Regions from separate parts of the Mus musculus genome. Here regions 1, 3, 4 and 5 are each linked to region 2. A link is a loop called in an ENCODE intact Hi-C map of the cell type or tissue named here. Cell type or tissue: heart. All regions are shown on one strand. Region 1 has its middle 25 kb from the start of Ccdc174. Region 2 has its middle 62 kb from the start of Lsm3. Region 3 overlaps Slc6a6 (solute carrier family 6 (neurotransmitter transporter, taurine), member 6). Region 4 has its middle 11 kb from the start of Lsm3. Region 5 holds the start of Gm30628 (a long non-coding RNA gene).

Region 1 (5,000 bases), 280 kb before region 2:
AGTTCCCATGTGGCAAAAGCAGTCATTTCTTTTGCCTGTCAGACAATGGCTTTCCATTGACCTAGACTCATGGCTGCATATCAAAGCCCATGCCAGCCTCCAGGCTCCTTCAGTTCCAAATTACAAGTACTTTAATACATTTCAAAGCCCTACATGGTCCTTCCCTCCCATGGTTACTTACCCCTTATAACCCACTATTCTCCCTCCCACTCTCCTCCCCTCCCTCCCTCCCTCCCTCCCTCCCTCCCTCCCTCCCTCCCTCTACATATATATATGATATAGATATAGTTAGGTAAGTAACTATCTTGCTACCCACTTATTCTCTTATTTTATTCCCACCTTTCACTGTGCTGTATGCTTTATCTCTTCTCATCTTGCCATGTCCACTATTTATTCTCCCCCACTCTCCCACTTCCCTAACCCTAGCTGTGTCCAGCCTTCTGGCCATGTTTAGTCTACTCCCTTCTCTCTCTGCTCTGGATTCTTTCAGATACCTCTGGCTGTTCTCTCCCCCACAGCCACAATAAAAACCTTAACCATATCATGGAGCAATCATGTGGGCAGTTTCTTCCTTGTGTCCCCTCGCAAATATCAGGGACACACATGGGCAAGCCAGTCTCCACTTTTAACCAAAGGTTCCTCAAACAGTACCACCAACTGGGGACCAGGTGTTCAAATGCCCTCTGGGACATTTCTCATTCAAACCTGCACGCCACCCTTGCAGTCCTTGTTCCAAATTCTCCTCACTGGAGACTGCCTTTCTCTCCTGCTGCAGGAGACACAGGCTTAGCCCTACCCAGATCCTCTCTTGGGAGTGTGGGCTCTCCACTGTTCCCACCTGCACTTGACTGGAGACTGGAGGAAGTTGGGGAAGTGACACTCGGGCTGTGAGATGGAAGAGGGGGTCTCTTTAGCACTGACTTCTTCTGAGCTCTCATGATGGCTCAATTCTGTTTCTCTTTTGGTTTCCCCTGTTGTGCCTTGGATTGGGGCTGTGGGTGCCAGAGGACACTGGGGCAGATTGCTGGGGAGTTATTACAACAATTATTAATAAGCAGATAGACAGAGGAGCAAAAGCATGGCAGGAGCCCCAAGGACAGTCCAGGCCCCAGCATCAGTGACAGACAGCATCATGGGATCTAAAGAGAGAAATCAGAGCCTGTGTGGTAGAAACAGAACCCTTCTTACACTCTCTGGGAGACAAGAAGGTTTCACTGTAGGCTCTCTAACTCCCAGGAAGGCAGGGGAGGTGTTGGGAAGCAGCAAGTATGGCTTTGTTGTAAATGCATTTCCCAGGTAAGAGATCCTGGCACCAGGCAGTCTACTAAGTAGGGACTCATCAAACGTGCATCAGTAGGGTGCCCAGGAAAGGAGCTGCTGCAAAGACCAGCTGGGCAGAGGCTGCATTCTAGCCGGACCTCTTTCACTCAGAGCACTCTCCTTTTTAAGCACTTACAGGGGGTCCCTGAAGCTTGGCCCCAAGAGCAGCTGGTCTAAGGCAATGGGACTTATAAGCACCCATCTTTTAGGTTATCTTCACTTTTTCCAGACCGTCCAGGACCATAAATACTCTCAACGCAATCCTATCTCCTGTATCCCCTCCCCCCATCAGCTAGACATATGCAGGTATGTTAAAATGGTAGCCATAGCCTGGAAGAGGGTTGGGCCCTGAGTGGCTGCTCAGAGAGGGTTTTACACTCCATGTAAGTAGAAACCAACTTCTGTTGCTGTCCAGCTATTTATTATATTTGCTACAACAGCCAGCTATCTCCACTGTTAGACATGTTAACATACTGTTTTATAAAGCACTTTCATTTTGGCTAAACAATGAGGAATCTCCCCAAATAAAAGAAATTTGGTTTCCAGAAATAAAGCAACATGGTGTTTGTTATTATTTTCTTTGTGGGTTTTGTTGTTGGTGGTGGTAGTGTATTTTTTGTTTGTTTGTTTGTTTGTTTGTTTTGTTTTGTTTTGTTTTCTGTTTTTTTTTTGGGGGGGGGGTGGGGGTTTGAGACAAGGTCTTACTGTGGGCCTGGCTGTCTTGGAACTTGCTATGTAGACCAGACTGACCTCAAACTCACAGATATCCACCTGCCTTCTGCCTCCTGACTGCTGGGGTTTGTTTTTTCCTAGACTCTTGCCTTCCCCCACCGTACCAATTCCTTTATAATGACTGACTACAAGAGACACTTATCTATCAGCTGACATTCTTTAAGTCACAACTCACTGCATTTCCTTAACTACAGCTAGCAATGCCCAGCTAGAGGCCAAAACAAAACGACCAAGCAAGCAAGCAAACAAATAAACCCCCATCCTTTCAGCCCTCTTGTCTTTTCTGCCCTGTAACTACCATGCTGTGTAGGCAGGGGGAGCTGTTTGTTACACTACACAAAGCATGTGCTCTCATCAAAGCCTGTCTCTCCTGGAGGTCAGCTTCTCTCTAGTCATCTCCAAGGCATTGCACTGGCTCCTGATTGGTCCCTTGCTTCTAGTGCTTCTGCTTCCGATCTAACCTCCCAAAGGCCACAGAATGAGGGCTCCACACCCCACATTAATTGTGTTACAGTCTGTTATGTTTTTTAAGTGTGACGTTTTCCTCAAAGGTTCATGTGTTGGAACACTTGGTTCCCAGCTGGGCGCACTGTTCTGTTTTGTTTTTGATCTTTTGAGACAGGGTCTTACATAGCCCAGGCTAGCCTGGGAGGGGGGGGAATCAATATGTAGTGGAGAATGACCTTTGTCTCTTGCTTCTACCTCCCAATTTCTGGGTTTACAGGTGTGCGCCACCAGACCAGGCTGATGATGGCAGCCATCAAGCCTTCCCCCTGTGATTGGTTAATCTTCGCTTGTCAATCTGACTGGATGTAGAGTTACTAGGGATACATGCCTCTGGCTGCATCTGTGAGGGTGTTTCCAGATTGGTTTGCCTGAGGTGGGGACACCCCCCCACCCTGAATGTGAGTGGCACCATCCCATGGGATCCTGGACTGAATCAAAAGGCAGGAAGGGAGCCGAGCACAAGTGTGCATCTCTCGGTGCTCTTGACTGTGGGTGAGTGTGAGCAGCCCTTGACGTTCCTGTTCACACATCTTCCCAGCTTCACCCCAGACTGCGAGCTAATGGAAGCCCTTCCTTCTTGAGCGCTTTGTCATGGCAATGTGAAAATCATGAATACATGCTTATGTTTGAAGTTTATCTTTTTGCTTACACATCAGTCTATTGGCCTACAAAATGACAGGATTGACCGGATGAACCCAGGTCTCTTAAATAGATGCTTTTATGATTTGGGAGCTTGGTGATCCAAGGGTCTCCATCATTCTTTTCCTTCACAATTGCAAACATAAATATGTTGTTTAATCACATTCTTCAGTGTTCCCCTGCCTACCCGGTAGTCTGTGTTCCCTATGGACCTGCATCTCTGTCTGTCTCTGTCTCTCTCCATGTTTTGTATGTGTTTGGTGTGTGTACATGTGTGTGCATGTCTGCCTGCCCATGCAGGTTCATGTGGAGGCCAGGGGTTACCACTAGAATGTCTTCCTCAGTTCCTCTCCACCTTATTGTTTTGAGACAGGGTCTCTCTTTGAACCTGGAGCTCACTAGTCCAGGCTAGGGAAATGGCTGTCTCAGCCCCTCCAGAGGTGGGGTTACAGGTGCATGTGGGGATCCCACATCATCAGGTCCTTAAGCTCACATAGCAAGCTCTGTCCATTGGGCCATCTCCTGAATTCCTCTCTTGTCTTTACATTCTATTTCAAATGGCAGAAGCGACTCTGCCTTAATTGCGGAGCCCACTCCTTGCTCTAAGTACTTACAAAATATTCAATGAATTAATTTCACCTTATCCTTACCTCTCTAATGTTTGTCAGTCCTAACTATTTTGTTTGCTTCCTCTCTTTTCTTTCCTTATCTGAGAGGAACTGAGAAGTATATGTTACTGCTTCATACGTCCTGGGTTAGGATATCAATGAAAAATCCTTTACTGCCTTAGTTGTTAGCTTAATATTACAGTCTCCCTTTGATTCATTAGAATCGAGTGCAAATTTATACTTCCTATTTTGAAAAATGCCAGGTCTTAGACTACTTTCATTTCATTTAAACTTTTCCCATTGCTATCATGAATTTGAATCCCAGAAGATATTCAAAAATGTTTGAATGTTTTGAGTCTTCCTGTGTATCCCTGGCTGGCCTCGAACTTGCTATGTAGACCAGGCTGACCTCAAACTCAGAGTGATCCGCCTGCCTCTGCCTCCTCAGTTCTGGGATTAAAGGTGTGTACCATGCTTGACATGGTTTTTCAAATATACAGTTCATTGTTATTTATAGACACCTCGCTGTACAACTGAATTGTTAAATTTGTTCCTCTATTTGTTTCAAAAATTTGTCTCTCTCTTTTTTAAATTTTGTTTATTTGTATGTGCACGAGTGTTTTTCCTGCATGTATATCTATGTACCACATGCATGTAACGCCAGAGAAGTTCAGGAGAGGGCATCAGATCCCCCCTGCAACTGGAGTTTCAGATGGTTGTGAGCTGCCATGTGGGTCCTGAGAATGGAACCCAGGTCCTCTGCAAGAGCATCCAGCGATCCTAACTGCCAAGCCACCTCTCCTGCTCCCAATTTTGTCTCTTTTAACCAAGATTCTCCAGTCCCAAATTCCAGGCAATGGTATCTACCGCTCGCTCTTTGCTCTGCTTGTGTGACCTTCATTTTGCAGATTCCATACACAGATGAGACAACAATGTTTTGGTCTTTGTGACTACTTTGATTTTGGATTTTAGAAGTTTTTCTTATATGTTTAAATATGATTTTTCTTTAATTTATCCTGCTAAGAAATTAATGTCTAATTTTCCCACTAATTTTGGAAATTTTGGGTCATTATGAAAAATATTGTTTCTGTTCCATTTTATTTCTTCTTCCTGCCTGGTGTCAGTGTTACACGGATAGTGCAGGTTTCTCCTTGGCCCCAGGTTTCATTTCTGTGTTTTTCATTAATTCCTTAT
Region 2 (5,000 bases):
CCCTGTCTAGCCCTGGCAGTTTTTCTGGCTACCTCTCAGGATCACATCTGATGTTAGGAAAGCCTGTGATACAGACAAACACGTCTGTGAAGTGAACGAGGAATCCCGAGACCGGTGTCTCACAGTGACTAGTCTGTGGTGCCAGATACCAGGCACCCTGAGACCCAGATGCCCAGGTCACCAGGCTCATGGCCACCAGGAGGAACTGTGCAAAAGAACAAGGTCATCCCTGGGATGTGGTAGGCTAGGAGACTCCCCGGGTGAGCTCACAGTTACTTGCTCTCCCACAGAGTGACACGATGGGAACGGGAGTCCTTCCAACGTCTGCCAGTCTGACCGGCAGGCATGGAGGCTCCAGCTTAGCCTGGCCTTCCCATGACTCACACCTGGGAGAGGCTTCCTTCCTCAGCTTCATCCTTCGCTTGATGAAAACTGTTCTTTTACATTACTGAATGTTTCACGCATAGAGAGAAGTATAACAACTGATATAAACACCCATGAGTTCTGCACACAGTTCAAATTCTGTCATGTTCCTCTTCCTCCTCTTGGCATGTTATAGAGATCTTGTTGACCCCAACCCTGGGGACCTGTGCTCCTCTCGCTCAGCTTGCCCTCCCAAATTTGTTTGCATATCCATAACATAGTCGATTTGTTTGCTCTCAGGCTTTACCTGAATGGAACTCTATGGCATGAGTCAGTCTAAGCCTGTTTTTGATTCTCACCCTCACTCCCGACCCCCGACTCAATCTGTACATGGCTTGAATCCACTCACTTGTAGCCTAAAAATAAACAACAGTGCATACGGCCTTCTCCCATTGACGGGTGGCTAGGCTGTCCCCAGTTGTTTGTCCTCAAAACCAGCTGTCCTGGGCATATTCAAATGTGTCTCCTCGCACAAGCACAGACCTGAGTGAGATAGGGGAACAGTGGCTGGGTTGCTGGTCCAAGGCCTGATGCTTCTCTCCTCAGGACCTGACTGGTTTTCAAGATCACGACGCCAACTCATGATTCTGTGGTCCCAAGATCCTTCTGTATTCCCATTGATACTTGGGGACCAAGATGAACTCTTACTTCTCAATGGCAAGGCTAGACTAGGGAGGAAAAAGACCTAAGATCTCATCATTGGTGACCAAGGAGCCAGGCTAGAGCTGTCCCTCCACAGCCCAGATATCCCAGTAATATCTATACAGATGTTCAGTTATTTATGGGCTGGAGCTGTGGGTTAGACAGGAGAATACTCTCCTAGCATGCTTGAGGTCTTGGGTTCAATTCCCAGCACTCCATAAATTGGGTGTGGTGGTATATTCCAGAATCTGGGAGGGTGGAGGCAGGAAGATTAGGAGTTTAAAGTCATCCTTGGCTATGTAGAGAGTTCAAAGCTAGTCTGGACCACATGAGATTCTGTTTCAACAACAACAACAACAACAACAACAACAACAACAACAACAACTAACCCACAAAAAAGAAACAACAACAAAAATCATTCATTTCTTTTGTTCAGTAATATGCAACATGGGTTGAACTCAAGGAGAAGGTTCGATTCTTCTCCACGCTGTGTGGCATTGACTGGGACAGCTGGATGAGTACCTGAAATGTCAGTTCCTGAGATGGCTTACTAACTGCAATTTGATACCTGGTAGAGGCAGTGGGGGAAATCATAGCAGGAGACAACGCAGGAGGAGCCTCACAGGGTCTCTTCACAGCTTGCTTAGATTTTCTGAAGGTAAAGATGGATTCCCAGAGCCCCCAAAACTACATTGGGGTACCTCTGCCCTACTCCATTGGTCAAGCAATCACGGGGTTTCCAGGGCCAAGAAAAGGAAACACCATAAGTCACTTCCTGATGGCAGGAGTGTCAAAGATTTTAGGCTTTGTGTTTCATGCAACGCTCCTGCTTCAGCCACAACCTTCGACAGCACAGGGTTCAAGATATCCCGAGGGCAGCCAGTAAGTAGCAAGGACAGCTATCATAGCTGTTACCCTAGTCACCTGGAACTGCACAAACCCCAGGATACTCGTAACAGTAGTGCCCTGAGAGAAACGGCCCAGAATATCAGTGGTTGGCCAAATCTGTGAATGTGTATTATTTAGTTCAATGAAATATTTTTATGTAAAATTATTTACCAACATTTTAACTCCAAACGTCAAGATTTCTGGGGTTAACTAAGATGACTGGGTGCTTGCTCCCAACTTTTACAACCTGAGTTCAATTCCCAGACCCCAGGCGGTAGGAGAGAAGTGATTCCTACAAGTTGTGCTCTGACTTCCACACATGGACCTTTTACGTTTTTAAAAATATTTTTTAGCAGGGTGTGGTGGCACATGCCTTTAGTTTCAGCTCTTGCGGGGCAGAGGCAGGCTGGTTGGTCTCTGTGAGCTCAAAGTCAGTCTGTTCTGCAAAGGGAATTCCAGGCCAGCCAGACACTGGGTTTGTTGTTGTTGTTGGTGGTGGTGGTGTGTGTGTGTGTGTGTGTGTGTGTGTGTGTGTGTAAAATCAATCTAGAAGTCTGGAAAAAATCAGAATCATTCTTGGTGACACTTTTACTCTGTGGTCACCCTGGGAAATCTCCCCTCCTTTACTGCAGTCCCCACTGTCCCAGAGTTGACAGAGTGAGGGAGACAGTCACTGATGGGGAGCCCTCAGTGATATTCCATAAGGAGAGTAATCTCAGAAGCCTCCCAAGAGGAGGTAACATGTCACCTGAGTCTGGAAGATGAGAATGGTTTATGACCATACAGGCCTCCAGTTGGACGTCTGAGCATGGGTCAGAAATGACCTGAGGCTGGAGAATCTCCTGGAAGCTCATTCCACAACCGCAATCTGGATGAGGAGCAGCACAGACTTTCCCCGGAGGTGACAGAGGGACATTCCAACTCACAGTTCACTATCAGCACCCGCAGCTTGCTACACCCTGGAGGGAGCACGTGTGGTGTGCGAGGGCGTACACGTGGTTGTGTAAATCACTCACTGGCCTGTGAATAGAGGGATTAATTAACACGTCAGGTTAGCTGGCGTGGTGAAGGAGCTCCCGGGATGCAAGGGGATGAGTAAGCGATGGTAAAAGGCAGAGAGAGCTGGCGTCAAGGAGGCTGGGCTGGAACCTGCAGATGGAGCCCCAGCAGGCTCCATCTGGCGTCATCTGGACTGGAACCTGGAGCTGGACGGAGGCCTTGAGCTCTTAGGTCTCGGGGGAGGGCCAGTTAAGAGATAGGAGGGAGGCACTCTCCTGAGGCTACAAAATGAATACTCTTCTGCCCACAAAGGGATGTGGGGTAGATCTGCCTCCCATCCAAGGACTATTCAGGTCCAACCCCGCTGTAAGCACAACATAACAGGTTCAGATGCAGATCTCAGCACCAAGGTTCTGGGGGTGGGGGTGGGGGGCAAAGACTCCCACCATACCAAGTTCATTCTCCAAGGCATAGAGTTGCCCCATCCAATGTTTTTGACTCGCATAATTTTGGAAATATAAAGGAACATAGCTCTCAGACCCTAGCAGACTAGTGTACATGCTCCAAGCTCCATCCAAGTTCTCAGATGTAGCTATCTGAAGGGTCTGCATAGCTGTTTTCACATTATGATCCCATGTGGAAAGCCAGCAATACACCGTGAAACCAGGGGCTCACTGGGGTGTCTCCTGTGTTCTTATTCTTCTTCATATTTAAAATTTTAAAATAAATGCCTTTCAACGTAATCTTCTAATGGATTTGTGGCTTTGAACGATAAGCCTACAGAAACGGTTTGGTGGATCCTGACGCCTCCCTCTCAGGCCCTCCACTGCTCAGTTCCAGAAGCTATTGTCCAAAGAGCCAGTCACTCTCACCTGTTTCTGCCCACTCATCTTCAGTGAGAAGTAGGACCCTAGGACAGTTATCTAGGCACTGAGGTGGGGACCCCCACTGGTTTCCAGGAAGGCTGGCAGTAGGTAGGCTCCCTGCTTCTGAGTCTCACAGAGTTCCCAGGGGATACTGGGCAACACCGCCATCTAGTGGCAGATAAGCAAGGCACTGAGGGGGACATGCCATAGTTTCTTAACTTTGGACACTTGGAAACAAGACTCCAAGTAACACTGGCAGCTAACCAAATCCTAAATAGGCATCTCAGAAAGTATTTTAGTGTCCTCTTGGGGTAGACTGGTAGGTAAATTGTGGAAGGCCACCATGTGGAGTGGGATGCTGTGCGGCCTGGGATTGTGCACTATTGGTCCCTATGGTGTTCCTCTGAGTGGGGAGAGGGTTGCTAATTAGAGCCACACCCTGGGAGGCTTCTGCAGCCTGTGAGCTCAAGTCCTTGTCTGCATACAGTAGAGCATATACCCTCTGTACCAGTTCCCACATCAGTTAGCACAGTCCACGTGCAAACCAGGAACACAAAATCATTCCACCTGGGTTCCCAATATTGACTTTATTCAAGAACATTGCTGCTCATGTCACCAAAACTCCCCAGGCCTGTCCATCTCTCTATCTCCCTCCTTTGGCCAAATCAGTGTTCCGTCTGGCATGGGTGACCCAGGCTTCCACTGGATTAAGACATCAGTGTGGGAATTGCAACTAGTCACATTCTATGAGGGCTTCCCTTACTGGAATAAGCCAGCCTCTTCTTTGTGGCCCCCAGGAGGGCACTGATGGCCACCCCTGGCCCCTAATCTCTGAGCTCTGTGAGTTACACAAACCTACTGGGCTCTTTCCCATGAGGTTCTCCATTCCTGGAAAACAACCCATACCATCTAGTTTCTATTCCAACCTTAGAGCCACATCACCTCCACAGAGGGGTCTCTGTTTGTTTGGGCATCAGCATTATTTTGATGTGATTGAAAGGAGCCAATCAGGCCTTTGTCCTTGGGAAATGAAATGAATGAATCAAGCATAAGAGCGCATACACATAGTTCAGCACTCAGGAGGAAGAGGCAGGAGAGGCAGGAGTTCAAGGCCTATCTTGGCTACATAGCAAATTGGAGGCCAGCCTGGGCTACATTGGGAACCTGTCTCAATGAACTATA
Region 3 (5,000 bases), 160 kb before region 2:
CCCAGAAAAGGGCTCTGGCCAGACTCAGAGGCAAAGGGGACAAGAGCTCCGCCCACTCTGAGTGCCTCTCACAGGGTCATTTGAACACAAACATCTCCTGCTTACAACGCCCCCCTCCTCCACCACCACCAAACAGACTCCTGGGAGAGATTAGCTAGCTGGGACTGGGCCCACAAGAGGGCTGACAAACTAAAGTAAAATCCACTACTAGAAACAAAACAAACCAATCAAGAAGAAATATGGGCCAAACTGCGGGAGATGTTTTACACTTTAAAGCAAACATTAAACAATCATCAAAACTGGATGAATGGCTTAAGAAGGAGGCGGGGGGGGGGGGGGGGGGGAGAATCCACAAAAACAAACCAATTTTGAAAAAAAAAAATTCACTTAGTAAAGCATCAACAACCCCAACTGTGGCGGGGGAGGAGAAGTCTTACAATGAGGTCTGCTCAGCCTGAGAAATGAGAAACCCTACTGAAACAACGACCTGGGGCAGCCGCTGAGTTTTGCTAGAAGGTGATACTAGAAGATTCTGTGAGGGGAACAGGTGCGGCTGCTTACCAAGCTGAAAGCTGCTTGGATGAGCAAGATTGAGAGCAGGGGGCTCAGAACATGCACCTCCCACCGGGGACATCATGAAACATATACTTGGGCTCAAGTTAGAACCAAAAGCATTCGGCTCCCCCTGAAGTTCAAAGCTCTGGACCTGCCTTGTCCACCTCAAGAATGAGCAATCAGGACTAGCCAACTACAAGACAGATGTAAAAGGTGGTGTACCCCCAACCCTCCGCACCAGGCACTGTGAACAGAGTCAATTCACTTCTTTCTGTCCTTCATTTTAGATTTTCTCAAACCAGCCTCAGGAGAGGGGCCAAGCACCCTCCTCTACAACCACAGTAAACTTGAGCGAGTAGAAGCCGAGAATACTTAGACTGCTGGGATGCCCCGAGTGAAGCACGCCATGTTCTGCCTGGGCTTCCCTTGGTTGTGCAATACCCTTGTTCAAATGCACTTTTCTTTGTTATGGTGCTTGCCAAAAAAATCTTAGAGTCACCATCCCTCTTGCTGTGCTGGCTGCTTACACATCACTGTGGGGAAGGAGCGTGGACGAGGTCTTTGAAGTGGATAAAAGAAAAGAAGCCACTCGGACTGACTACATGCACGGTGTGAACATGCCCATTGTGCACAGAGATCTCTTTGGTGAACCCCATCTTTCTCCCATAACAAGTTTCCTCTGTGTTTTTAGTGGAACCCCGTAACGGCTTTGGAATCACTTTGCATGTGTAAGTGGGGGATATCGACATTTGTAGAGGGTCTGGAAGAGGTGCTGGGCCCCTTGCTAAACAACTTCCAACACAAGAGGCTGTGATTGAGGTCCTGTGCCCTCAGGCCCTTCCCTGCCTTTGGAGCTTCTGAGAATGGGTAAATAGTTCTTCTGAGTGTCCAACTGGGACACAGTGAAATAGATATGTGTGCACAGTGTGCTGTTCACACTGGAGGAGGGGCTGCGTTATGGCCCAGCAGCTGACAGAGGATGAATAGTCTCTGAGGTCCCTGAGGTCAGAGGATCCAGTGAAATGGCCACATTGGATGGCTCTCCAGACGTGTAGTGGGTGGAGACTCGGCATCCAGATACATTGCCTATGAGCCTAGCCTGCCCTCAGCTGAGACATGAATATCTAAATGATCTAGACACAAAGTATCAAGGTACCCTCTGACCTTCCAATACCAAGGCAACCTGATCTCCGCTGAGACATGAATATCTAGATGATCTAGACACAAAGTATCAAGGTACCCTCTGACCTTCCAATACCAAGGCTCAGGATCAGAGAACTGAGACATGACCTTAAGTTTCAAATATAAGGAGATCGAGGGAAGAGAATGGCAGGGACTTAGGGTACCTGCCCTGGTCTGTAAAAAAACACCTAGAATAATGAAGGACAGTCTTCCCTATCTCACCCATCCATGTGGCCTGAAGGAAGACCCAACCCATGGCTCTTGGCAGCCTCTAGAAGCCCCAGAGTAATTAGGTTGGATAACACCTGACCACCCTGCAAGAGAATGGGGTGAGGAGGTGGCCCCTGGTGATATCCACCCCAGAACCCCATCCACTACAGGGCGACTAGAGCCCAGACCCCTAAAAAACCGTGATGAGGTAGTAGGAGTCAAGACCATGTTCCAGAACCTTCTTTGCTGGAGTTCTGGATCCCATGTTGCTAAGGAAGAGCCCCTGACCCTAAGATCGACCATCCATTCTGTGAATGTTAGCATCTTGAGTAGCAACATGGGGCCAACAGGGCCCCAACTCCCCAAAGGCAACAGTGTCCTCATATCCTACTCCCAAATCGGCTCTGTCGTGGGCTCTGAGTGATGTTTCTCCCCTGCCCTCTCGCTCCTGGTGACTGTGGTGGAGGCTGGGAGGGGTGAGGTTTGGAACATAGACAGGAAGGACTCAAGAGTGGATCGGCTTGGCACTGGAGCCCGCCAGGTGCCAAATGCAAACCACAGAAACCAAGGCTGAGATGTCAGCAGCGCTGGTGATTGGTGTGCTAGCTGTGGCTGACCTGAGCCTTATTAGAAAACCAACTTCCATGGCTAAAGCCAGCGGATGCTGGGGAAGTGTTGGGGGCTGGAAGACCACAACTAAAACAGCCACCAAGTTTCATCTCAACCGCCCTTGCTCCTCCCACCTTCAGTGGGCCAGAATGCACTGAGGACCTTTAACTGTAGCCTTTGTACTCAGGTATGGGAGCACATCTTGGGGGGAGAGGGGATGTCTATGTAAAAGCCAGGCTCCCTCCATCCCCCTGGGGTCTGGCTCCATGCCTGCAGTACTCATCTTACACACTAGGTGGCAGTGCCCACCACCACTGCCACCGACACCACCGTACCTGACTCAGCCACATCAGCAATGTCCACCCCTTGCTCTTGTGCCATGAAGCCCAGGATGGAAAAAATTGCGAAGCCAGACACAAAACTGGTACCACTGTTCAGGCATCCCAGCAGCATACAGTCCCTAAGTTACACACACGTCAGGGGGTAAGTTAATCACAACACAAGGAAGCCACGCTCCCTACTTCTCTTTTTTTTTCTTTAATCATCATTTCTAACGTCCACCGGGCCCGCCAGCGCGACACTTGCCTGTACGAGTTATACTTGTACTTGTTATAGCTTCCCAGTGAGGTCATGGCCCCCAGGCAGATTGCGTAGGAAAAGAATATCTGAGTTCCAGCGTCGATCCACACCTGAAGAGGGGAAGAGCATTAGGGTGGTTGCCTGGGGTGATTAACCATGACAATGTCTACACAGGCGAGCTGCAAGGAACCCCAGAGGCAGATCTAGAACCCCAGAGGGCAGATCTAGAACCCCAGAGGGCAGATCTAGAACCCCAGAGGAAGACCCTCTTCTTCCTGCATCAGTTAAGGCCTCTAACTCTGGAGTGACCAGTACCACTCCTGAAACCTTGCTTTTCATATCTACAGAATGGGCCCCTAGCCTACCCTGCCCCTGCAAACAACTTTCCACACTCAGTAAAGAGCAGTCTTCTCTGAGTCTATTGCTAAGTTGCCACGGTCCACATCAAGCACACCAAGGCAGCTTTGACGGCTGTGATGGCTTAGTCTGAGACCTAAGTTAGAACACAAGGCATTCTTTACTTCTCTAGGGACTGTAGCTTATAGCTCTGGAAGGCAGCAAGCCTACCTTCCCAGCTTACAGCTCAGGCTGGCCACCAACCCTGCTCTGCTCCAATTTTCAACTGCTTCCCAGGGGCTTGGGAGCCTGGGACAAAGGTCTCAAAAGACACACAAAAGCCTCCAGGGGTTTCACCAACTCTAACACTCTTCAGCTATGTGCTGAGACAGGGGGACTTACAATTTGACCCCCTTAACCTTCAGAGCACCATTGATCCTATCTGAGGATGGTATCCTAAACATTGAGTCTCTGGTCCTGATGTGGCTGGAACAGGGGCCCCTCCTCGCCTTAGCAAGGAGTGATTGCCTGAGGCAGGCTCTGTAGCTCAGAAGGACTGTGAGCCACTACTGGCCCAGGAGAGAAGTACCAGGCAGTAATGGTTGGCTACACATGGGCATCAAAGAGCCAGAGAAAACACTGCCATCTGTACCCTGTGTGCACCACCGGTTTATACAGGGTCTTGGGATGAGGTACCACACCCTGCTGTACCTGTGGGTCCCCAAGGCGGCTGATGTCAGGGTACAGGTAGAATTTGATGCCTTCACCAGCACCTGGCAGGGTCAGTCCACGGACCAGCAGCACCAGAAGCATGGCAAACGGGAAAGTAGCGGTGAAGTAGACAACCTGTTGTCGAGAAGGCATCGGGTAGACTTGTGAGTGTCCTTGCTGCAATGAAGTGTGGGCCATCCTCTTCTCTCAGAGGCACGTGCTTGCCCTGGGTGCAGCAAGGACCCTAGAGACATATTGGTCTCACTTGCCGTGCCGTCTTTAGTGTGTTGTGCGACCCCTGAGCCTCTGCCACTTTCCTTAAATATGACATAAGGGTCTCTCTTATAGATTTAAAAAAAAATCCTGTGGATAATTCACATAGCCCATTCAGGCTCAGAATTTAACAAAGCAGGCAAGACAGAAAGCATGCCCACCCTTTGAAGAGATTATGCAAAAATACAAACATACAGACTGAGTCAACTATCAGGGACCCTAGGCAACGACTCAGCCCGTGGTCACATGGCACTCAGCACATATCGGCTAGCATGACAACTATCAGTATAACACAGGGGTCGGTGGGGGGGTTGGGAGTAAAGAAAGGGCTCGAGAGATGACACGTGGCTGAGAGGACTGGCTGCTTTTGCAAAGGACCCAAGATTGATTCCCAGCATCCACGTGGCAGCTTAGACCCAGTTGAAATTCCAGTTGCAAAGGACCTGACATCTCTGGTCATCTCTGACACCAGGCACACATAATATTTAGGCAACATACCTACACATATTTAAAAAAAAAAAAAAAAGACAGAAGCAGGTATAGGT
Region 4 (5,000 bases), 50 kb after region 2:
TGATGAAGGATGAAGGTGCTCCACTGTTGCAGGATATTTGATCACAGTGTGAACCCTGAGATTGTTTTGTTCACTGGAAAAACCCGTTTCTAGTTGTAGTGTGGCTCGATCTTAGTACACACCTTTAATTCTAAACAACGAAGAGAAAGTTAGTTTGTAGAAGGAAGCACCCATATTTGAAAGTGAGAATGAGAAGGTAAAGACAGAATGAGCCAGAGAATGAGAAGGAGCCAGAAGATTAGAACAGATTGCTAGAGTTAGTTTGAGGCCGAGTAGGGCAATTCAGTCAGAGACCAAGAGAAGCCAGATTCAATCAGTCAGCTTGGAGAGGAGTTTGAGCCAGAACAGCTGAGTTGAACCAGTCAGCCAGAGCTCAAAAAGAAATAGAAACAGTGAATTTGTTCAGCAGTAAGTTTCAGAAGCTGAGACATTCTAGGCCTAGCTAAGATTGTATGGTTGCTAGAAGCTTCTAGGATTAGGCCTAGGTTAGCAGATTGAGGCAGTAGGCCTTGGAGACAACAATTAGTACAGGTAAATAAAAGTTCCTTTTACACGCCACAGCTTTCTTCTCATATTTTGAATACTGCCCATGGATTTGAAACCTTTGAAAAAGAAGTCTAGACAAAGTAATAAAGTACTGTGTTGTGGAACAGGGACTTGGCAGGTAGGGGACATCTTCAGTCATTCACAACAATGTGAGTGCTTCTACTTATACATTGTTAAGATGGTACATTTTATCTTATGCTGTGTGTGTATATATGTATGTGCACATTGGTAAAATGGTGTGTGTGTATGTGTGTTTGTGTGTATTGTGAGAATACAGGTGCAGGCCACCAGAGCACATGAAATAAATAGTTTGGGACAACTATTTACTTTGACAGAATGATTCCTTACATGAAGTTCTACACGTGGCTTACCTACAAAGCAGGGCATCTGGGCTCCAAAGACATGATTGTTTGACATGCAGCATGGCAGAAACATCAGCCCGAAGAGCAAGGCCGGCTGCTTTGATCCCTCCTGCAATGGCTCTGCCCTCTAAGGATATCGTGCAATCCAGTGTGCTTGAACTAAACCCGAGTGTTGCCACACAATTCTCTCCACATCTATTTTGACTCTGGCAGTTGCTAACCTTGCTTCTAGGAAAAGGTGGGGGTGGGGACCCCTGTTGGTGAGACTCTACTGTTCTGAGCATGTGAGAGCGCTGGCTGAGCGGAGGCAGGGATGAGCTGCTCCTGGGTAGCTTTCAGCAACACTCCTGGGCCCTGATAGTTGGCAGAGGCCTGGCACCAGCTCTGTCACCCTGCCGTGAGGATGACCTGCCCTTTCCCTCCGTTATTTGAGCTCTGGGCCAGAGCTGATGGTGATGTCATCGTCTTGTGATGTTGTTAGGTGACCTTGGTCATGAGGCTGGTTCTGCTTGTTTCTCTCACACCTGACAACTGAGATGAGAAAAGCATTGCTGGGAACCAAAGAGGGAAAGACGGAGGACCCTGCAAGGGAGAACTCTGCCAATCCCCAAACCCTAAGCACAACTGCCTTGGATCCAACCTAGTTTCTAGTGGTTCTAGGCCTGGAAAAGCTGTAAAGGAAAAAGAGAAGAAGACATCAGTGAGGGCTGGGCGCAGTTCAGTAACAAAGCACTTGGCTAGCTCCTATCTTATGAAGGAAGAAACTGGATTGAAGGGACTGAGTCTAGTGTTCAGCTAGTTGTAAATGCAAGGTTTCTTGTCTCCTCATCTGTATCCTTACCTTGTAATACAAATGATGGCTCTCGGGTATCTTTCAATCTCTCTAAACCTGTTGAATCAATAACAAAGTGCCCTTAGGTTGGGAGGACAGCACAAATGAGGACATTCAGGCTGACAGCAGGAACAAGAATCTGCTCAGTAAGATGGCAAAGTCTGGCCTTGAACTCCCTGCCCCACAAAGCTCAGCTCCACCAGCGAGATACACCCAGGACCAGAGTGCTGGGGAAACCATCTTGCCTAGACTGTGTGTGCTCTTGTGGATGGTTCCAGCTCAGCATCACAGGAGCCGCCACTGTTAGGATACTTTGCCTGAAAACGGTCTCCTGGGGCTGTGGAGCATGTGATGTTGTCTGTCCTGTGCTTCTGGAAGCACGGTTGGATTTTCACATAGTTTGCATTTAAGGAATTAAATGGCACAGTTTGCCATCTAATATGTTGACAATGAACCGAGACAAACTGAAAGGGAATAGTGAAGAGTGTAGCACCCTCTAGTGTCAAAACAAGCTCTTGACTGATCCTGGAAACTTGAATAAGAGCAACAGACCTGGTATGCTACATAGTAGGTTGTGGTGATGGCTGTGTGCTTCACAAGCAACAAGAAAAGATTTTAAGTTTTCACCAGAAATAAACTAAATTTAATTATTCTAAAATACATGTTTGGAGATAAACATTTATATTCACTAAGATCCCACCCAATGTGTACCTGTTTACTTATGTGTGCCTATTTTATGTGCTTGTCTATTGAGATTAAGATCTTGATTCATAGCCCTTGGCTGGCCTAGAACTTGTAATCCTCAGCCCCTTGACTGCTGAGATTACAGTTATCCACCACAATGCCAAGCTCCAGTGTTTAGCTTTTATGTACCAGCTAAAAATACATTTAATTGAGGAAGGAAAAAAAAAAAGACATACAAGTTTAGGTGAATTCTCTTAGAAGTACTCTTCATTTCCCCTTGTGTGAGCAAGTGAGACCCAGGAATGGGGGGAAGCTTGCCAAAAGCCACAAAGCGTGTTGGTGACAGAGTCAAGACTGGCAGGTTTGTTACCCACCTCTGCTTTCTCCAGGAGGCATTTACTCCATAGCGAGCACGGACGGAAGACTGGGTCTCATTTAGCCCAACAGCAGCTGCTCACTCAGAAGGAAGAATCCTACCAAAGGGGAAAAGGAGGGGAGGTGGCTGGCATGTGATCTGAAGGGACCACAGCCCTCAGACTATACACTCTATTCAGGGGCTGCGGAGCTGTGTGAACAGCCCTGCTGCAGCTGAGCCCCACAGTGCCCTGGTTCCATTTCAGAGTGCTATTTGTTGGGTGCTGTGACCTAGGCAGGTCTCTTCCACTCCCTAGGTCTTTGTATTCCCACTGTGAGATCAAAGTACTGAGTGAAGTCAGGCTTTCTCACTTTGTTGAATGCCCAACTAGACGCAGAATTCTCTAGCACTGGCCTCTTTGCTGACCTTCAGCCAGGGTGGTAGTGGTGGTGAGGGATCCTCACTGCTCTGACAGATCCTCACAGAGCCTATCATCCTGAGAGACAGACTCCCTTAAGATGCTCTGCCTCCTTCTCCCTCCCTTCCTTGCTTCAGGCCCTTAGTTGGTCCTGTTGCAGATCCTGGCACATGGTAAACATCTTTGTTCCTCTCTGGTGTGGAGTATGTGTTCACGTGTGTGTGTGTGTGTGTGTGTGTGTGTGCTTGCTTGGAGAGGTCAGAGGTTTATGTTTTATCATTCTCCACCTTATTTTTTGAGACAGGGTCTCTCACTGAACCTGAGGCTTACTGTCTCAGCAAAACTAGCTAGCCAGCAAGCTCTGCTGACCTTCCAGGGCTGGCTTTGCAGGTTCGTTCCGACATACCTTGCTTTTCACATGGGTGCTAGGATCTGACCTTAGATCCTCATGTCCGCTTGGCAAAAAAACACTGAGCTATTTTCTCAGCCCTTGCAAAGTACATTTTAACTGGACAAATCAAAATATTTCAAAGCCAGGTTGCCCTGAAAACGACTTAGGGAGACGGCGTAGAGCAGCTGGACTAAGGCAGCTTAAAGGAGTGACTTCTGTCCACTGCTCATGACCTCTCTGTGCTGCTTCCAACCTGGGGACAATTCCTGGGCTGCTCATGTAGACACTCGTTAGTCCTCACAGCTGACCTTAGGGCACTTCATCTGCTTAGCTGGCACATGGCACAGCTGTGCTTTGTAGCTTGGTTATCTGGCTCCATGATACTGCAAGATCCCCTTGCAACTGTGGGAACTTTCCCAACCCACAAAGGACAACTGGGGGGCTCCTGGCAACACCTCACCCTGGATGTCCATGGCACAGGAAGTGGATGGGAAGAATACCAAGAAAAGAATCCCTCAGGGGTAATCAATATCAGAAACCACAGTGGGGCATGCTGTATCCACACCCATGAAACTTAAACTTCAGCCAAGAAAATAAGAATCGACATGCTCTGTTTGAGTGGAGCAACAGGCCTGCAGGAGTTGAAAACATCGGGCCTTGTAGTCCTCATTTCTTGGTGTTTTCCATGTAAACTGATGCCTGGCTAGGTGCCCGCAGCTGGCGCCTGCTGGTAGTCTCAGGCACATGGTGGCAGAAGATGGCTGAGGGGTGAAAGGAGGTAAGCCTTGCTGAGTTGTGGGGACCCCAGTATTGAAGAATGATGTCCACAGCTTGCCTCTCCAAAGTACCACTGGCCCCTTCTGCCTGCAATGCACAGCATAGCACTGCAGGCCCGGTATCATTTAATCTTCACCCATTCAGCATTGCTGGAGGACAAGCTGTTGGCCAGGCCTCAGCCTGGGGTTGTGAAAACAAGCAGTCACTTGTCTGATGGGACTGTGTTCAACTCTAAGTTCTCAGAAGCAGAGGAGCCAATACCTATATCTGGCTTAGGAACCCGACCCAGTGCTGCAGCAGGACTCTACAGGTACCCTCCTCCCCACCACCCCCCACTCCCCGGGTCCTGCTGCCACCATGCTGCCCAGTCTGTTACTGAACAAGCCTAAGCTTTGCCCACCTTGATTTCTTGAGAGGCTCCAGAGCTTCTGATGAGATTTCACAGCAATAGCCTGAGGTGTGTCCCAAGAAATCTGTCACTACTAATTTCAGCAACTTATAACTGACTTATCTATAGAACAGGCCTTCTTTGCCTCTGGCAGTGTCTCATTTTGGCTGCCAATGAGAGAGGTGGGGAGCATCCTGCTCAGGCCCGGCTCACTGAAGCCTCCATTCTCACAGCTGGATGAACAGCC
Region 5 (5,000 bases), 100 kb before region 2:
CTGAATCCAGCCCCAGATGTTCTGCTGCTTGGCCTGTGGTGGGCTCCATCCATCGTGATTTGAGTTCATTGCCAGGAATCAAAATTGATATATGAATGCATGTACCCTCACCTGCTCAGCTGCTTAGGCAAGATTGCCTAGCCTAGGAGTCTAGAGGTGGCCTGACAACATAGAGACACTGAGTCTCTTTAAAAAAAAATAATTTCAGGCTGTTGGGTGGTAGTGCATTCCTTTAATCCACTTGGGAGGTAGAGGCAGGTAGATCTCTTGAGTTCCAGGCTAGCCTGGTCTAGAGAGCAATTCCAGGACTACACAGAGAAACCTTGTTTCAAAAAACAAAAATAGATAATAATCATTATTAATAGTGTTATATAATAATTGTTATAATTATATGTTATAATATAATTATAAAATAATACTATATAATAATGATATTCTTATTACTGTTATTTTGATCTGGGCATGGTAGTATTCACCTTTAAACCTAGAGGGCAGAGGAAGGTGAATCTCTGTGAACTTAAGGTCATCCTGGTGACAGTGAATTTCGGAGTAGCCAGGACTACATAGTAAGAGCCTGTCTCAAATAATTTGCTCAAACACAATGGCACATACCTGTAATCCAAGCATCTAGGAGATAGAGGATGTGGAGTTCAAGTCCAGCCTTGGAGACAGAGAGTATGAGACCAGTCTTGGCTACACAAGACTCTGTGTCAAACAATTTAAAAATAAAATAAAATAAAATAAGTAGGGGGCCAGTGAGATAGAACAACAGAGCTCCAATTGCTCATGCAGAAGGCCAGAGTTTAGTTCCCAGGACCCACAGCAAGCAGCTCACAGTCACCTTTTAATTCCAGCCTCAAGGGATCTGATGCTTTCTTCTGGACTCTGAGAACACCTGAATGTACATACCTACATACACACACACAAACGCACACGCGCACACACACACACACACACACACACACAGGGGGGGGGGGGGCAGCAGACAGACAGACAGAGACAGAGAAACAGAGAGACAAACACAGAGACAGAGAGGCAGGCAGGCAGGCAGGCAGGCAGACAGTCAAGATAGACAGACAAAGAGACAGACACACAGAGAGAGTATTTAAAGGCTGGGGCAGGAGGGTTGGCTGAAGTTTAATAACATCCTGTCTCAAAAACAAACCAAGGAGGGCCAGCAAGGATGGCTCAGCAGGCAAAGGTAATTTCTGCAAAGGAGATCCAACCTGAGCTGCAGAACCTGTATGATAGAAGGAGAGAGCCAACTCTGACCTCTACATACATTGTGGTACCCACGTGCACATTAGTGAACGAACGAATGAATGAATGAATGTAAAAAAAAGTTTAAAAGAGGAAATTTTGGGTTCTCTTGAAAATTGTCAGAATGAGCCCCTTGCTCAGCCACAAATATCTAGCACTGAAGAGTACGCTCCCACGGTGGAACGAGACCCCTCCAGAGAGATATCATAGCACTCCTTGGTTTGTAAATGTCTCCATGTCACTAGCTGGTCCTGAAGGAGGCTTAGCTGAGACCCAGGCCAGAGATGGGAGCTGGAAGATTCAGAGAGAACTGTTGGGCACACAGGGCACCAAAACCATTGGCACTTAGAAGGTCCTTCAAGGAAAGGCAGGCAGAAGTTCCTTCCACGAGCCAATATTGGCTGACATTCCAATGGGACTAATTTCTCATTTCAGAAATGAGAAATCAATGTCCAGGCAGAGCTCCTGGGGAACGTGTGCAGGGTAATGCCCAGGTTCCAGGCTTTTGGTCCGTGGCTATTACTGCGTGCAGTGAATGGGATTTGTAAAATGCCACTGAGACTACATTATTCAGCAGCTCTCAGTAGTGACATCAAATCGATCAGGGCTTTGAACAAAACCTCCCGACCCTGCCAGAGAATCTCCTGCCCTATCTGTCAGGTCACCAAGAGTAGCCACAATGCCGAGGGAGGCACAGCACATGCTGGGCCATCTGGCTAGCTTTGGAAGTCCACTTGGCACCAACTCTGCAAAGGATCGAGGATCTTCTTGGCCAGCCTCATAGAATTCAGAGTACCATGCCCCAGTATAACCCTGAAGAGACAAACAGGGCTATTAGGCCGTGTGTGGGTGGTCCTCTTCTCAGTCACATCACTGTGTCCTAGAGATACTTCTTCAGTATGTTCATATGCCCAGCAATGTACCAGTGGTCACATCATAAAACCTGATCAGAATACCCTGGCTCTCAGGAATCTTCCTCTTGCCTGCTTGCAAATCCTAGATTCATCTATCCTTGGGCTGTGTGACCTACAATGAAGAACACAACAACTTTGTACTTCATTGTCCTAATCTATACAGGCAGACTAAACAAAACACCAGTGTGCACCCACCCCACCCCCGCCGTGTGGATCCAGTGGAGATGATTCATGGGAAGCGATGAATAGGGTCTCTGGCACAGTCCACCACTGGGCATGTGGAAGTGCTCCTCCTACCCATATGCCCCGGGTGCCTGGGGCCTTTCTACTTCTGAGCCTTCTCTCACAGTTTCTTCCCCCACCCAATGCATGTTGCCCACTAGCCAGCTGCAGCCTGAGACTCAGCCAAAGCTGGAGCCCCAAGCAGGAAGCACCCAAGAGGCTGGCTCCCTAGCAATGCCCAGCATGCGGCCAGCGCAGAGGATCATGGGAACCCATTGCCGGATGTGGTCTTGGGGAGGTAAGTCCCCGAGCCCCACTTCCTCCTCTCTCCGAGGGAGCAGACTGCTCCAGAGTCAGGGAGGGAATGCATCGAGGATAGAGGCAAAACTGTAGGGAAACCAGCAAGCAAGCGCACACTGCTGCGTGGCCAAGCCAGCTCCCTGGGGGTGACTGCAGGAGCCTCCTTCTTTCTGGTCTTCTCCTACCCTAGCCCATCGCCACTCCCCGCGAAGAACATAGGAGGGCACCACCGCCGTAGAAAACAGCTTGGCAGTTCTAGATAAGGTTAGAAATTTCTAGTCAGGCTGAACATTTGGCCTCTGAACTAACAACCCCACGCCCAGGTATTGCCGTGTGGAATTCTACCCCCTTGTGCAAGAATGAATGGCTGCACAATTCATGGCAGCTAAAAATGGAAACAGCCTGGTTGTATCAACAGGAAAATAGAAACTGAGTGATTGCAGCTCTAGCAAAAGGACTCCTGGGATGCGCAGAACCACGAGGGAGCTCTGAACACTCTGGGTGAAAGAAGCCAGACTCCCTGTGGTTTCATTTATATGGAAAAATCAAGACAGAATTGGAGAGCCAGGGCTACCTGAGGGGAAGGGAGAGGCAAAGCCCCTGGAGAACCCTGGGAAGGATGGGTTCTACAGCCTGACCCGACAAGGACACACAAGAGTCTATGTATGGACATCTGAATACTTTTTGCAGGGGTCAGTACCCAGGTCTTTGATTCTGTAGTCCCTACTCCCACCCTATTCTTTCTCTCAGCCAGCTATGGATCACAATATTTAGCCAAGGGGCTGGAGAGATGTTTCCATGGTTAAGAGAGAATATTGCTCTTGCAGAGAACCAGAGTTCAGCTCCCATGCCCACATCTAGGGACTCACGTGGATCTGTAACTACCTCCAGGTATCCTGGTACCCTCTTCTGGCCTCCCTAGCACCAAGCACATACCCACTCACAGACACACATATATATGCATACATTTCTTTTAAATCCTTAAAAACAAATGTTAAGCAAAGAAAAAAGGACTACCTTGGCCTGGGAATGTAGTTTAGTAGATAGAGTGCTTGCCCAAAACTCAAAAAACCCTGGGCTCAGTCCCCAACACTATATAAACTAGACTTAGTAGCAAGGAAAAATGCTATTGAACATATACAGAAAATGTCCTTGTTATTATTCTCTAAAACTGGTAGAATAACTGTTAATGCAGCATTTATAGTGTATCATGTTATTACAGTTATTATTTGCTGGCAATGCCTCCTAGAACCAAGGTCTGGCACAGGCTAGGCAAGTGCCCTGCAGGGAGACCTCCCACGGCTCATCGGCTCATCTAGAGCTGGCTTACGGTGTTTAAGAGAAGATGGTGAGGTTACAAAAATCACCACCTCATCACCACTATATTCAAACATTTATAGAGGGAAGGGGTGCCATGAAGCCTAAAGGCCTGGGTTCGATCCCTGACGCCCACATAAAAGTAGAAGGATAGAAAAGATTTTAACTTTTTCACACACACACACACACACACACACACACACACACACACACACACACACACACACACTCCTTCCTTCCTCTTCCCGGGCGCTCAGGACTCCTGGAACTCCTCTGCTTCAGAGCCTTTCTATCATGGCTCTCTATGCAGGGTATTTCCCCTCAACCCTTCTCAGATGACTCCTTTGGCCCTGGCTAACTAACACCCTTAGGTCTCAGCTCTTTGGTCTCCTACCTGGCTTTTCAGATAGCCCCCTGCCCATAGTCTTGAGTCTCCCAGGTCCCAGCCTGTGCCCTGTCTTCTTTTCAGTCTACCTTGAATACCCAGGTGATGATTTCCTATCCTTTGCCCACTGGCCTGTTTTTATATGTTCCCACCATTCTACTGCCTATTCCGTGTGGACAGGGCTAGTCTGTGGATGCAGCGCAGTATCCCGGAGCCTGCAGCAGGACCGGCCCACACTGCTCTTTGGATGGAGATACCGTGCCTGCAGCTGTGCCACACAAACTGCCCCATTTGTGTTCTGCAAGGAAGGGGCCAGTCTTCAGCACTATACATACAAGTCTGTCCACAGAACACCTCTCCCCATCCCCCTTATCTTCCTTGCAGGCCGCTGAATTCATGTCCTGAGCAGATCTTCAGAGGCCTCACTTTCTCTATATGTGGCAAGCTCCATTACCCAAGGTGGCCTAGTCTCACACCCTTCTCATGAGCTGAAATTGAAAAGGTGTCAATTACTCTCTAGGATTATTACTGTGGAGATTGGATCAAATCAGTTTGGGGTAGGGAAAGATTTCTTATTTCCTCTCTATCTTGGGGAACAGGAA

The links. A loop is a pair of places that touch in the nucleus more often than their neighbours do. Peaks named below come from ENCODE experiments on the same cell type or tissue, not always from the same donor. Only the 100,000 strongest peaks of a DNase experiment are listed, where the experiment ranks them.
Region 1: it touches region 2 in a loop (4-fold over the local background); 9 of 42 quality-filtered maps call a loop at or near these places.
Region 3: a loop joins it to region 2, with 6 times the contacts of the local background. A loop is called at or near these places in 36 of 42 quality-filtered maps.
Region 4: a loop joins it to region 2, with 4 times the contacts of the local background. A loop is called at or near these places in 10 of 42 quality-filtered maps.
Region 5: a loop joins it to region 2, with 3 times the contacts of the local background. A loop is called at or near these places in 15 of 42 quality-filtered maps.

What each region holds. Positions count from the first base shown.
Region 1 is chr6:91,850,136-91,855,135 of GRCm38, reverse strand. It overlaps a transcript of Ccdc174 not described here. Among named protein-coding and RNA genes, the nearest start is that of Ccdc174, 25 kb to the left of the region's middle. In heart, a CTCF peak has its summit at 2,353; no DNase peak of the experiment used is centred here; H3K27me3 peaks cover 1,455 bases.
Region 2 is chr6:91,575,118-91,580,117 of GRCm38, reverse strand. No RefSeq gene overlaps it. Among named protein-coding and RNA genes, the nearest start is that of Lsm3, 62 kb to the right of the region's middle. In heart, no CTCF peak of the experiment used is centred here; DNase peaks (open chromatin) are centred at 3,017 and 3,897; H3K27ac peaks cover 236 bases; H3K27me3 peaks cover 3,321 bases.
Region 3 is chr6:91,739,194-91,744,193 of GRCm38, reverse strand. Slc6a6 (solute carrier family 6 (neurotransmitter transporter, taurine), member 6) reads right to left here. Exons shown (of 15, transcript NM_009320.4): 7 at 4,183-4,317; 8 at 3,142-3,245; 9 at 2,892-3,016. Among named protein-coding and RNA genes, the nearest start is that of Gm44981, 20 kb to the right of the region's middle. In heart, a CTCF peak has its summit at 2,846 (motif pointing right); a DNase peak (open chromatin) is centred at 2,873; H3K27me3 peaks cover 548 bases.
Region 4 is chr6:91,524,671-91,529,670 of GRCm38, reverse strand. No RefSeq gene overlaps it. Among named protein-coding and RNA genes, the nearest start is that of Lsm3, 11 kb to the right of the region's middle. In heart, CTCF peaks have their summits at 1,156 and 2,241 (motif pointing left); a DNase peak (open chromatin) is centred at 1,190; H3K27ac peaks cover 1,571 bases; H3K27me3 peaks cover 579 bases.
Region 5 is chr6:91,676,894-91,681,893 of GRCm38, reverse strand. It overlaps Gm40387 (a long non-coding RNA gene), which reads right to left. Exons shown (of 3, transcript XR_869270.2): 3 at 1,145-2,286. It overlaps Gm30628 (a long non-coding RNA gene), which reads left to right and starts at 2,202. Exons shown (of 3, transcript XR_377873.3): 1 at 2,202-2,694. In heart, a CTCF peak has its summit at 2,917; a DNase peak (open chromatin) is centred at 2,643; H3K4me3 peaks cover 283 bases; H3K27ac peaks cover 1,496 bases; H3K27me3 peaks cover 913 bases.